Regions from separate parts of the Homo sapiens genome. Here region 2 is linked to region 1. A link is an interaction called in ENCODE POLR2A ChIA-PET data of the cell type or tissue named here. Cell type or tissue: Panc1. All regions are shown on one strand. Links, peaks and the distances in the headings refer to the core of each region. The heading gives the core; the rest is flanking DNA. Region 1 overlaps DENND2A (DENN domain containing 2A). Region 2 has its middle 20 kb from the start of KLRG2.

What was found. Peaks named below come from ENCODE experiments on the same cell type or tissue, not always from the same donor. Only the 100,000 strongest peaks of a DNase experiment are listed, where the experiment ranks them.
Region 2: POLR2A ChIA-PET joins it to region 1 with 10 read pairs; 2 of 35 experiments call an interaction of 5 or more read pairs at or near these places.

The regions. Positions count from the first base shown.
Region 1 is chr7:140,539,473-140,544,731 of GRCh38, reverse strand. It overlaps DENND2A (DENN domain containing 2A), which reads left to right. Exons shown (of 20, transcript NM_015689.5): 14 at 1-114. Among named protein-coding and RNA genes, the nearest start is that of MKRN1, 63 kb to the right of the region's middle. RefSeq lists an enhancer at 1-27. In Panc1, for the core only: no CTCF peak of the experiment used is centred there; a DNase peak (open chromatin) is centred at 3,101; H3K4me3 peaks cover 924 bases; H3K27ac peaks cover 449 bases.
Region 2 is chr7:139,500,732-139,506,214 of GRCh38, reverse strand. It overlaps the pseudogene ST13P17. Among named protein-coding and RNA genes, the nearest start is that of KLRG2, 20 kb to the right of the region's middle. In Panc1, for the core only: a CTCF peak has its summit at 412 (motif pointing left); no DNase peak of the experiment used is centred there.

The sequences.
Region 1 (5,259 bases), core at 1-5,000:
CGAGCACGTGGACTTTGAGTCTCTCTTCTCCTCCCTCAGCGTCCGCCACCTGGTCTGTGTGTTTGCCTCCCTGCTTCTGGAGAGGAGGGTCATCTTCATTGCAGACAAGCTCAGGTACCCGCCTTGGCTACTTCTGCTAAAGCGTTTGAATGACAGTCGCTCTTGGACCCTCTAGTCTGTAGAGCAGGTGACCGCCTAGCATTGAAGAGTAAGCCCTTCTGAGATAAGGATGGAATAGGCTGGGCGCGGTGACTCACACCTGTAATCTCAGCACTTTGAGAGGCTGAGGTGGGTGGATCACTTGAGACCAGGAGTTCGAGGCCAGCCTGTGCAACATGGTGAAACTCCGTCTCTACTAAAAATAGAAAAATTAGCCAGCCATGGTGGCCCACGCTTGTTATCCCAGCTACTTGGGAGGCTGAGGCACGGGAATCGATTGAACCTGGGAGGTGGACATTGCAGTGAGCTGAGATCTCACCACTGCACTCCAGCTTGGGCAACAGAGGGAGACCTTCCCTCCTGCCCCCACAAATAAAGGATGGCCAGGCACGGTGGCTCATGCCTGTAATCCTAGCACTTCGGGAGGCCGAGGCAGGCGGATCACCTGAGGTCAGGAGTTCAAGACCAGCCTGGCCAACATGATGAAACTCAGTCTCTACTAAAGATACAAAAATCAGCCAGTCATGGTGGCTCGTGCTTGTAACACCAGCTACTTGAGAGGCTGAGGTACAAGAATCGCTTGAACCCAGGAGGCAGAGGCTGCAGTGAGCTGAGATCGCACCATTGCACTCCAGCCTGAGCAACAGAATGACATTCCATCTCAAAAATAAAAATAAAATAGGCCAGGCGCAGTGGCTCACACTTGTAATCCCAGCACTTTGGGAGGCCGAGGCGGGTGGATCACAAGGTCAAGAGATTGAGACCATCCTGGCCAACATGGTGAAACTCCGTCTCTGCTAAAAATACAAAAATTAGCTGGGCATGGTGGCGTGTGCCTGTAGTCCCAGCTACTCAAGAGGCTGAGGCAGGAGAATTGCTTGAACCCAGGAGGCAGAGGTTGCAGTGAGCCGAGATCATGCCACTGCACTCCAGCCTGGTGACAGAGCGAGACTCCATCTCAAAAAATAAAAAATAAAATAAAATAAAGGATGGAATCAGTCGGCAGCTCAGACTGGAGATCTGGGGGGCACACTGTTTTGCACTGCTGTGTGCGACTTCCCTGGCATTGGTGGGCTTTCCACTCATTCTGCCATGTGTCATACACTCTGCTATGTGGTAGGAAAACAGAGAAAAGACACAGCTGGCATGGTGGCTCACGCCTGTAATCACCGCACTTTAGGAGGCTGACGTGGAAGGACTGCTTGAGGGAAGTAGTTTGAGACCAGCCTGGGCAACACAGTAAGACCCCCATCTCTACAAAAAACGTAAAAAAAAAAAAAAAAAAAATTAGCCAGGTATGGTGGCTCGAGCCTACAGTCCCTGCTACTAGGGAAGCTGAGGTAGGAAGATCACTTGAGCCCAGAAGTTCAAGGTTGCAGTGAGCTATGATCATGCCACTGCACTCCACCTGGGCAACAGAACAAGACCTTGTCTCAAAAAAAAAAAAAAAAGAAAAGAAAAGAAAAACACAGACTTGTCTCAGTGCAGTGGGGTAACAGAGACATAAGCCGACTCTCCAGGACCACATTAGAGGCAGGTAGAGGCAGTGAGTTCTGGAGACCGAGGGAGGGCACTCACTCCCAGGGAGGCGAGTTCTGAGGGCCAACACTCAGAACAAGTAGTCAGCACATTGCAGGCAAAAGGAGCCATCCTACATAGATATGGGGACAGGTGAGGCCTAGCTGTCACCTTCAGGACTGTAAAGTAGGCCAGGCGCGGTGGCTCATGACTGTAATCCCAGCACTTTGGGAGGCCGAGGCAGGTGGATCACTTGAGGTCAGAAGGTCAAGACCAGCCTGAACAACATGGTGAAACCCCGTCTCTACTAAAAATACAAAAGAATTTAGTTGGGCGTGGTGGTCCACGCCTGTAATCCCAGCTACCTGGGAGGCTTGAAGAAGAATCGTTTGAACCCGGGAGGCGGAGGTTACAGTGAGCTGAGATTGCGCCATTGCACTCCAGCCTGGGCAACAAGAGTGAAACTCAAAAAAAAAAAAAAAAAAAAAAGAGAGAGAAAAAGAACTGCAAAGTAGTTCACTAGGGCTGGCCCAGAGAGAGGAAGATGGGGGAGGGAGAGATGAGCCGGCAGTGGTGGACAGAGGCCAGCTCACAGAAGGCTGCAGGGCCATGCTCAAGAGGACAGACCATCGTGAGGGCATCCCTCCTCACCGTTAAAGCAAATCCCCTCCCATCACACACACAAACTCAGTGCCCCATAGGAGGCCACCCCCGTCCCAGTGGGCACATTCAATAATTTGCTAAGGCCACGTCACAAAACAAAGAAGATCCGGAAGGAAATGCAGACAAGGACTTGGGTTCGTTCTGAGCTTCTAAAAAGAAGCTCATTTTTGAAATACTGAATCAGAGCCTTCTTTGCTTTGGAACTGGGGGCACAGAAGCGTGAGGGGTGTGGCTGCAGCCCCAGGAAGGGCTGAGATGCGGGGCCAGCCAACCGGGTGGTGCAGATGAGGCCACCTGAGAAGTCCATCTGGAAAGAAGCAGTGCCAAAAACAAAAAAAAACCTGAAGCACTGTGGTTTGGAGAGGAAATCTGACTCTGAACTATGGAAAACAAAAGGGAAGGAAAAAAAAAGGCATAGAAGAATGGAAGGGACAAACTCCGTAGATGTGGAATTCCTCAGGAGGCGGGGCGGGAAGCGGCCCCACCCTCTCCCCTCATGCGCCGCATCTGGTCACCTTTCTGATGCACCTCTTTGGACAGCAGCCATCTGGCTGTTCCCAGCCTGCTCCCACCCTGTGTTTTAGTTCGCTATGCACTTTTAAATGTCAGCGTGATCGTACTCCCGGTGCACTTTTGTCAGCTCAGGAAGCAGGCCCTCTCTGTAAGCCTTGCAGCTGGTGCTGGGCGCTGAGGAGCTCTCCAAGCTCCCGGGCACTGGGGAATTCAGCCCAGGGAGTTCTCAAGGTTGGAGCCCTGGAAGCCAGGATGAGTAATAACCCTTCAGTGGCCAGGATCGGATTTCATCAGCACCATAGTAACTGTCTTTATCTTCTCCATCCCCCACTCCCTCCATCCGCTAGAGGTGGAATTCTCAGGCTTGGATGTGGGGGAGGGGAAAATGATGGATTTCAGAAAGGCCTGGGCTAGAAGTGGAAAGCCAGCCAAGGAAACCCAGCACCCCCCAGGAGTGGTGGTGGGGACAGAGTCCCCCGGGAACGTGCCTGCGGGGTGAAGATGCTAGACTTGGGGAGGACCCACCCTGAGAAGATGTCTGGGAAGGGCACAGCTGGAGAGGAGCCGTGGGCCCCCTCACACACCCCAGCCTCCCCCAGACTCCCTCCAGGGGGAAGAAAACAAAGTATCATCCATTTTTCTGGTAAAAGTACAGTGAGACACCAGTCTCACTGGTGACAGAGAGAGACTCTGTCTCTAAAAATTAAGGAGAAGAAAAAAAACTTAAAAACATTAAGTGCAGGGAGAGAAAAGGTGGGAACAGAAAAGGGAAGGGGCCTTGTCAGAGACAAACACATCTCCAAAGGGCAATGCAGGAGGACATGTCAGAAGGCTCAGGGCACAAAGAAACCTGGAAATGCCAGCCAGGCTCAGTGGCTCACGCCTGTAATCCCAGCACTTTGGGAGGCCGAGGCGAGTGGATCACCTGAGATCAGGAGTTCAAGACTAGCCTGGCCAACATGGTGAAATCCCGTCTCTACTAAAAATACAAAAATTAGCTGGTCGTGGTGGCGTGCACCTGTAATCCCAGCTACTCGGGAGGCTGAGGCAGAAGAATCATTTGAACCTGGGAGGCAGAGGTTGTGGAGAGCCGAGATCATGCCATCGCACTCCTGCCTGGGCGACAGAGCGAGACCCTGTCTAAAAAAAAAAAAGAAAGAAAGAAACCTGGAAATGCCTGCCCCAGTGACGTCTGAGAGAGGACTTGACGCCTCCGCCTTTTTGCTGGACAGATTTCCGGGTGGACAGGTTGGACGCTGGGCCAGCCCCTCCCACAGAGCTGCTGTCACCAGAGACAGACAAAAATGAGCAAAGTCCAGTGGCCGAGAGTGGACCCTGCCTGGATTCCTGGGCCTTGGCTGTTCCCCAGCCACCCTCCCTGCCCTGCTCTGGGACCCCTCAACAGAGGAGACAGTCACCAGTGCAGTCCATAGGAAAGGCACTGGTGTTTCTCTCCAACCTTCCATAGTGCCTGGCATTCTGCCCTTGGAGGTTTCGTCTTTTCAAACGGCTCATGCCGTGAGTGGGTCAGATGCCAGCTGTGGCTGCCACAAGCAGGTCTCCCCACGGGCACGTTGTGCCCATCAGGGGTTTTCTTCTGCAGCAGCTGCCAAATGTCAGGCGCTGTGAGGATGGGATTTCTGTGGGAGAAGAGAAGGCAGCAGGAACGTGGATAATTGTGGTGCCCTCCTTGGAGCGAGAGCCAGGCCATGGTACAGTAATGGTGTGCGAGTGTGAGAAAGACCGTCATTGGGTTTTTAGACCCTTTACAGCTTTCAGAGGTACACATCCCTCCGCCATCACTCAGGGAGGTTTCCCAGAGTAGGGGGGACCCCTGAGCATCCTTAGCCGTTGGCCCTGGGTCTCCTCGTTCATAAGACGCGGCCCCGCATGGCTCTGACTTTCCGGGACTCCGCTGTCTTGTTTTCTCTGAAAGCAGCCCTCGCTTTTCCTGTTACAAATGGCTCCACATGCTCTCCCCGCTGCCCAATAAATCGTCCTTCCATCCTACACGGGTTCCATGCAGACCTGAAGAGATGGAAATCTGCGTAAAGAAAGGCCCGAAGAGCTCTGAGACAGGAAGAGGGTAAACAACGCGTGAGCAAAGCTGATGAGGATGACGGCAGCGACGGGGCGTGGAGTGGCCTCTGAGCGGCCTCTGTGCCGGGCGCCTTCTGAGGGTCTGACCTGCGTCATTTCATGCCCCCTACGGCCCTGTCACATGGGTAACTAACAGGCGTGCAGAGGATCCGTCATTCTGCTCAAAGAAGCAGGGAGTGGGAGAGCTGCCGGGCTTTGGAGAGGACGGAGGGAAAGCAGCTGGGCTGCAGACTCCAGGGTTGGGTGAAGGGCAGGGTCTGGGGCCCTGTCCGTTTACAGAAATGTATAAGGAAAGTCTCCCTAGCA
Region 2 (5,483 bases), core at 314-5,313, 1.0 Mb after region 1:
TTTGTTTTCAAGACAGAGTCTTGCTCTGTCACCCAGGCTGGAATGCAGTGGTACCATCTCGGCTCACTGCAGCCTCTGCCTCCCGGGTTCAAACAATTCTCCTGCCTCAGCCTCCCGAGTAGGTGGGATTACAGGGGTGCGCCACCATGCCTGGCTAATTTTTGTATTTTTAGTAGAGACAGGGTTTCACCATGTTGGCCAGGCTGGTCTCAAACTCCTGACCTCAAGTGATCTGCCTGCCTCAGCCTCCCAAAGTGCTGGGATTACAGGTGTGAGACCCTGTGCCCGGCCTCGGGAAGGGTTTTGATGGCGGCCTCAGGAGTAGTAGTCATGAAGTGAACACACCACACACTGTGAGCACACAGCTGATGGAGAAGCCCTCAGAATCGTAGTAGGTGCTGCTCTGTAGAAAGAACAGCGCCCCCAGGTGTCGTGCAGATGCCACCACCTGTCCTCACGCAACCAGCGGCTGGCCTTTGCCTTTAGAGGAGAAGGCAGGGTTCAATTTCTCTTCTTCTGAAACTTGCCAGCAAATGTTTGCTGTCTAAACTTCTTCTTAACTAACGTTAATACAATATGACACAGTAAGACACCAGGTGAGTATTAGTGAGTGAGTGTTCTCATTTTGGGAGTGACCAAAGGCCCATGGTATGGAATGGTGTAGAAGGACACTCCCAGAGCTAGCAGGTGGGCCTCCCAGCTAGTCAGCGTCCACATCTCACCGCCGTTTCACTATTGCACCCACATTACTGAACTCTCCGTGCTGCTCCGAAACTGATAGGAACTGGCACAATGGCTTGAAAAATGGTCAAACAATTGGGAAGTTTGTTGGAAATGGAAATGGAAAGGTTACCTACTGTGCAGTAGGAGAACAGGCAAAGGAACAACTCTAGACTGCAATTTTTATTTTTATTTTATTTTTTTTTTTTGAGACGGAGTCGCAGTCTGTGGCCCAGGCTGGAGTGCAGTGGTGCAATCTTGGCTCACTGCATCCTCTACCTCCCAGGTTCAAGTGATTCTCCGGCCTCAGCCTCCTGAGTAGCTGGGATTACAGGCGCCTGCCACCATGCCCGGCTAAGTTTTGTATTTTTAGTAGTGACCGGGTTTCACCATGTTGGCCAGGCTGGTCTCGAACTCCTCACCTCAGGTGATCCGCACACCTTGGCCTCCCAAAGTGTTGGGATTACAGGTTCCAGCCACCATGCCTGGCCTGGACTGCGATTTTTAAAGGAGCCAAATAAATATTCTCATATTTCAAGTTTCCTCGACTTCCACACTCTCCATATTTTGGACTAGAAACTTCCTCATTTTAGGGGGCTGTCCTGTGCATAGTAGGATGTTTGGCGGCATCCCTGGTGTCTACCCACCAGCTGCCAGTAGCAACTCCTGGCTTCCAGTTGTGACAACCAAAAATGTTTCCGGAATCACTTCCATATTTGAACGTTTGGTTTAGGAAGGTCTTGAGAAATAGCTCTCTGGGAGACCAAGCAGCAGCTGTGTGTCCTGCCCACAACCGTATTGGACTTTTGGTAACTATTTTTTTATGTGGAAATAATATGAAACATTTATTAGATATACTGGACAAGAACAGAACTAAATAATCCAACTCTACCGCAGCATTACAAAAAAATCATCCCTTCACCACAGTGTAAGATTTAAGGGCAACTGCTGAAGGATGCATGTTTTCCTTTTTTTTGAGACAGAGTTTCACTCTTGTTGCCCAGGCTGGAGTGCAATGGCGCGATCTCGGCTCACCACAACCTCCGCCTCCCGGGTTCAAATGATTCTCCTGCCTCAGCCTCCCAAGTAGCTGGGATTATAGACATGTGCCACCACACCTGGCTAATTTTGTATTTTTAGTAGAGACGGGGTTTCTCCATGTTGGTCAGTCTGGTCTCGAACTCCCAACCTCAGGTGATTGCCTGCCTTGGCCTCCCAAAGTGCTAGGATTACAGGTGTGAGCCACTGTGGCCAGCCAGATGCATGTTATATAAAACACAGCAAGATTGCTGCGGCCCTGCCAAGTACTTCCAGTCCCTATCCAGGTCCTCCTGAAATACTGGTGTTCTCAATTAGTTTTATTGAAATAATTTTTTTTTTTGAAACGGAGTCTAGTTCTGTCTAGTGCAATGATGTGATCTCGGCTCACTGCAACCTCCGCTTCCTGAGTTCAAGTGATTATCCTGCCTCAGACTCCCGAGTAGCTGGGATTACAGGCATGTGCCACCATGCCCGGTTAATTTTTGTATTTTTAGTAGAGACTGGGTTTCACCATGTTGGTCAGGCTGGTCTCGAACTCCTGACCTTGTGATCCACCCGCCTCAGCCTCCCAAAGTGCTGGGATTACAGGCATCAGCCACCGTGCCTGGAGTAAGGGCTCTCTTTATCAGAAGGGCATTACGCTTGACCTCCAAATTTGGCTGACAATCTACTGATAAGATGCATAGTCTTTGTGTTGCGCTGGTATTTTGACATGTTTGCTGGGTCCTGAGCCACATCCTGGAAGGCTAACATAATTTCTGGATCCTGCATGGCTGCAAGAATCTCTGGATCACTAAGAATTTCATTGAGTCCGGGGATTCTGGCCATTCCAGCCATGCCCCCTCCCATTCCAGACATTCTTCTGGGACAATTACCAGGCACTCCCGCAGGAAAGCCACTTGGAAAAGAGCAGTACTGAGCTCCTGACTGTCTTCTGGCTTCTTCCTCCCTCTGGGCTCTCTCATGCTCTTCTTGAGCCTTCTTAACTCTTTCTATTCTTTCTTTGATCTCTTGTTCTTCACGTTTTCGCTCATACTTTCTCCGATGTTCTGCAATTTTCTGTGCCCCAGGTTGAACTTCTTTCAGCATTGCACTAGCATCTTCATCATAATCCAATTGAAGGGAAAGTCTGTGTGCTTTCTCTCGACACTTGTAAGGCTGAGCTGAATCAGGAATTATTTCTTTTCTTTTCTTTTCTTTTCTTTTTTTTTTTTGAGATGGAGTCTCGCTCTGTCACCCAGGCTGGAGTGCAGTGGCACGATCTTAGCTCACTGCAAACTCCACCTCCCGGGTTCAAGCAATTCTCTGCCTCAGCCTCCCGAGTAGCTGGGATTACAGGCGCCTGCCACCACACCCAGCTAATTTTTGTATTATTAGTAGAGACGGGGTTTCACCATCTTGGCCGGGCTGGTCTTGAACTCCTGACCTCGTGATCCACCTGCCTCGCCCTCCCAGTGCTGGGATTACAGGCGTGAGCCACCGTGCCTGGCACAGTCTCGGATGGCAGCATTTGGCTTCTATAATTTGACGAAGACACCAGCCGTCTTGGCATACAAAATGGCCAAGTGAGGATTCAGCTTGATGGCATCTGGGAACAAGTCAATGGCTGTCTGCAGTTCACCATCATTTAGGGCTTCAATAGCAGCCACTTTCTCATTTGCCTGATCCATCATCTCCTCTGTTATCTCTGCATTCTCATCTCCCATTTCTTGAGGGGCATCAGTGCCTGGTTCAACCACACCTTCATTATCAATTTCTAGATCACTTTCCTCGCTTGATGGTTAGTCTGCCTTTAAGTCTTCCTTCACCTTCTTACTATCAGGTTTTTCTTCCTTGGTATTTTCTTCTGATTTAGCTTTCTGAGTAGCAGGTGGTACTTTACCCGCCATGCTCTCCACCCTCTCCCTTAGGAAATGCATTTTCTCGGCGTGCGGAACGCTCGGATCCTGCTTACACGTTTTCACAAAGGCCCGAAGCTCGTTCACTTTGCGGGGGTCCATGGTCGGGAGGCGGTGGGCAAGGCTGAGGGGCTGCGGCCCGGTTCCAGGCCCAGGCGCTGGCTCGGTGTGACCGTGCAGAAGGCGACTTTTGGTAATTATTATTAGGCGTTTTCCCTCGTCCAGACCTGAGACCTGAATTCAGCCCCCATGGGACAGAGTGAGGCACCATCGACCTCATGGAGATATTTCAGGGCTGACATTATATGATGCACATGAACATGGATTGCGAATGAAGGTAAGGTAAAGACTAGAGAAAGCTATCTCCAGATTGCTTTTCAAATATGCCCAGACCTTGATTCACATTTTAGGGGATAAAAGCAGGGTTCTTTTTTTCTTTTCCTCACATTCTATGATCCAATTAAATAGGTATCCAAAGTTGTATGAATAATCATTGTTTCCTGTAGTTTTAAAACTGTATTTTCATTTTGGTTCTTTTATTTATTTATTTATTTATTTTTTGGAGACAAGGTCTCACTCTGTCGCCCAGGCTGGAGTGCAGCGGTATGATCTCAGCTCACTGCAACCTCTGCCTCCTGGGTTCAAGTGATTCTCCTGCCTCAGCCTCTTGAGTAGCTGGGATTACAAGCGCGGGCCACTAGGTTCAAATAATTTTTGTATTTTTAGTAGAGATGGGATTTCACCATGTTGACCAGGCTGGTTTCGAACTCCTGGCCTCAAGCGATCCACCTGCCTCGGCCTTCCAAAGGCTGGGATTACAGGCATGAGCCACCGCGCCTGGCCCTGTATTTTCATTTTGATTAGGGCAAAAATGCAACCTTTAAATCTTTTTTCCAACTTTTATTTTAGATTCAAGGGGTACAGGTGCAGGTGTGTAAGCTGGACATATCATGTGATGCCGAGCTTTGGAGTACAAATGGTTCCTTCCCCCAAGTGCTGAGCACAGTACCCTATAGTTTTTCAACCCTTGCCCTTCTCCCTCCCCCATCTAGAAGTCCCCAGTGTCTATTGTTCCCATCTTTATGTCCATAATTACCCAATGTCTAGCTCCCACTTATAAGTGAGAAGATGCAACCGGCCAGGTGCGGTGGCTCACGCCTGTAATCCCAGCACTTTGGGAGGCCGAGGCAGGTGGATCACCTGAGGTCGGGAGTTCGAGACCAGCCTGACCAACATGGAGAAACCCCGTCTCTATTAAAAATACAAAATTAGCCGGGCGTGGTGGTGCGTGCCTGTAATCCCAGCTACTTGGGAGGCTGAGGCAGGAGAATCACTTGAACCTGGGAGGCCGAGGTTGCCGTGACCCAAGATGGCGCCATTGCACTCCAGCCTGGGCAACAAGAGCAAAACTCCATCTCAAAAAAAAGTGAAATAATGCATATTTGGTTTGTTTTCGGTTCCTGTATTAATTCACTTAGGATAATGGCCTCCAGCTGCATCCAGGTTGCTGCAAAGGACACGACACCTTTAAATCTTTATTTTCCCTGGTTTGGCTTTGGAAACAACAGGTTACAGCCTTTCTGAAGCCCCATCCCATTCTTCATTCTTTCCCAGTTTATTAACCCACAGGTGACACCAATGGCCTCTGAGAGCCTCGACCCTTGAACCCTGAGCAGACGCCCAGGAACCTGTGCCCGGCACATTCGCAGGGCAGAGCGAATTCACATCAAGCTCCCAAACATACATTGTTGTTGTTGTTGTTGTTGTGTTATGTAATTTCAGTTATTATTTAATTTACAAGCTGTGAGCACACAGAGCCACTCT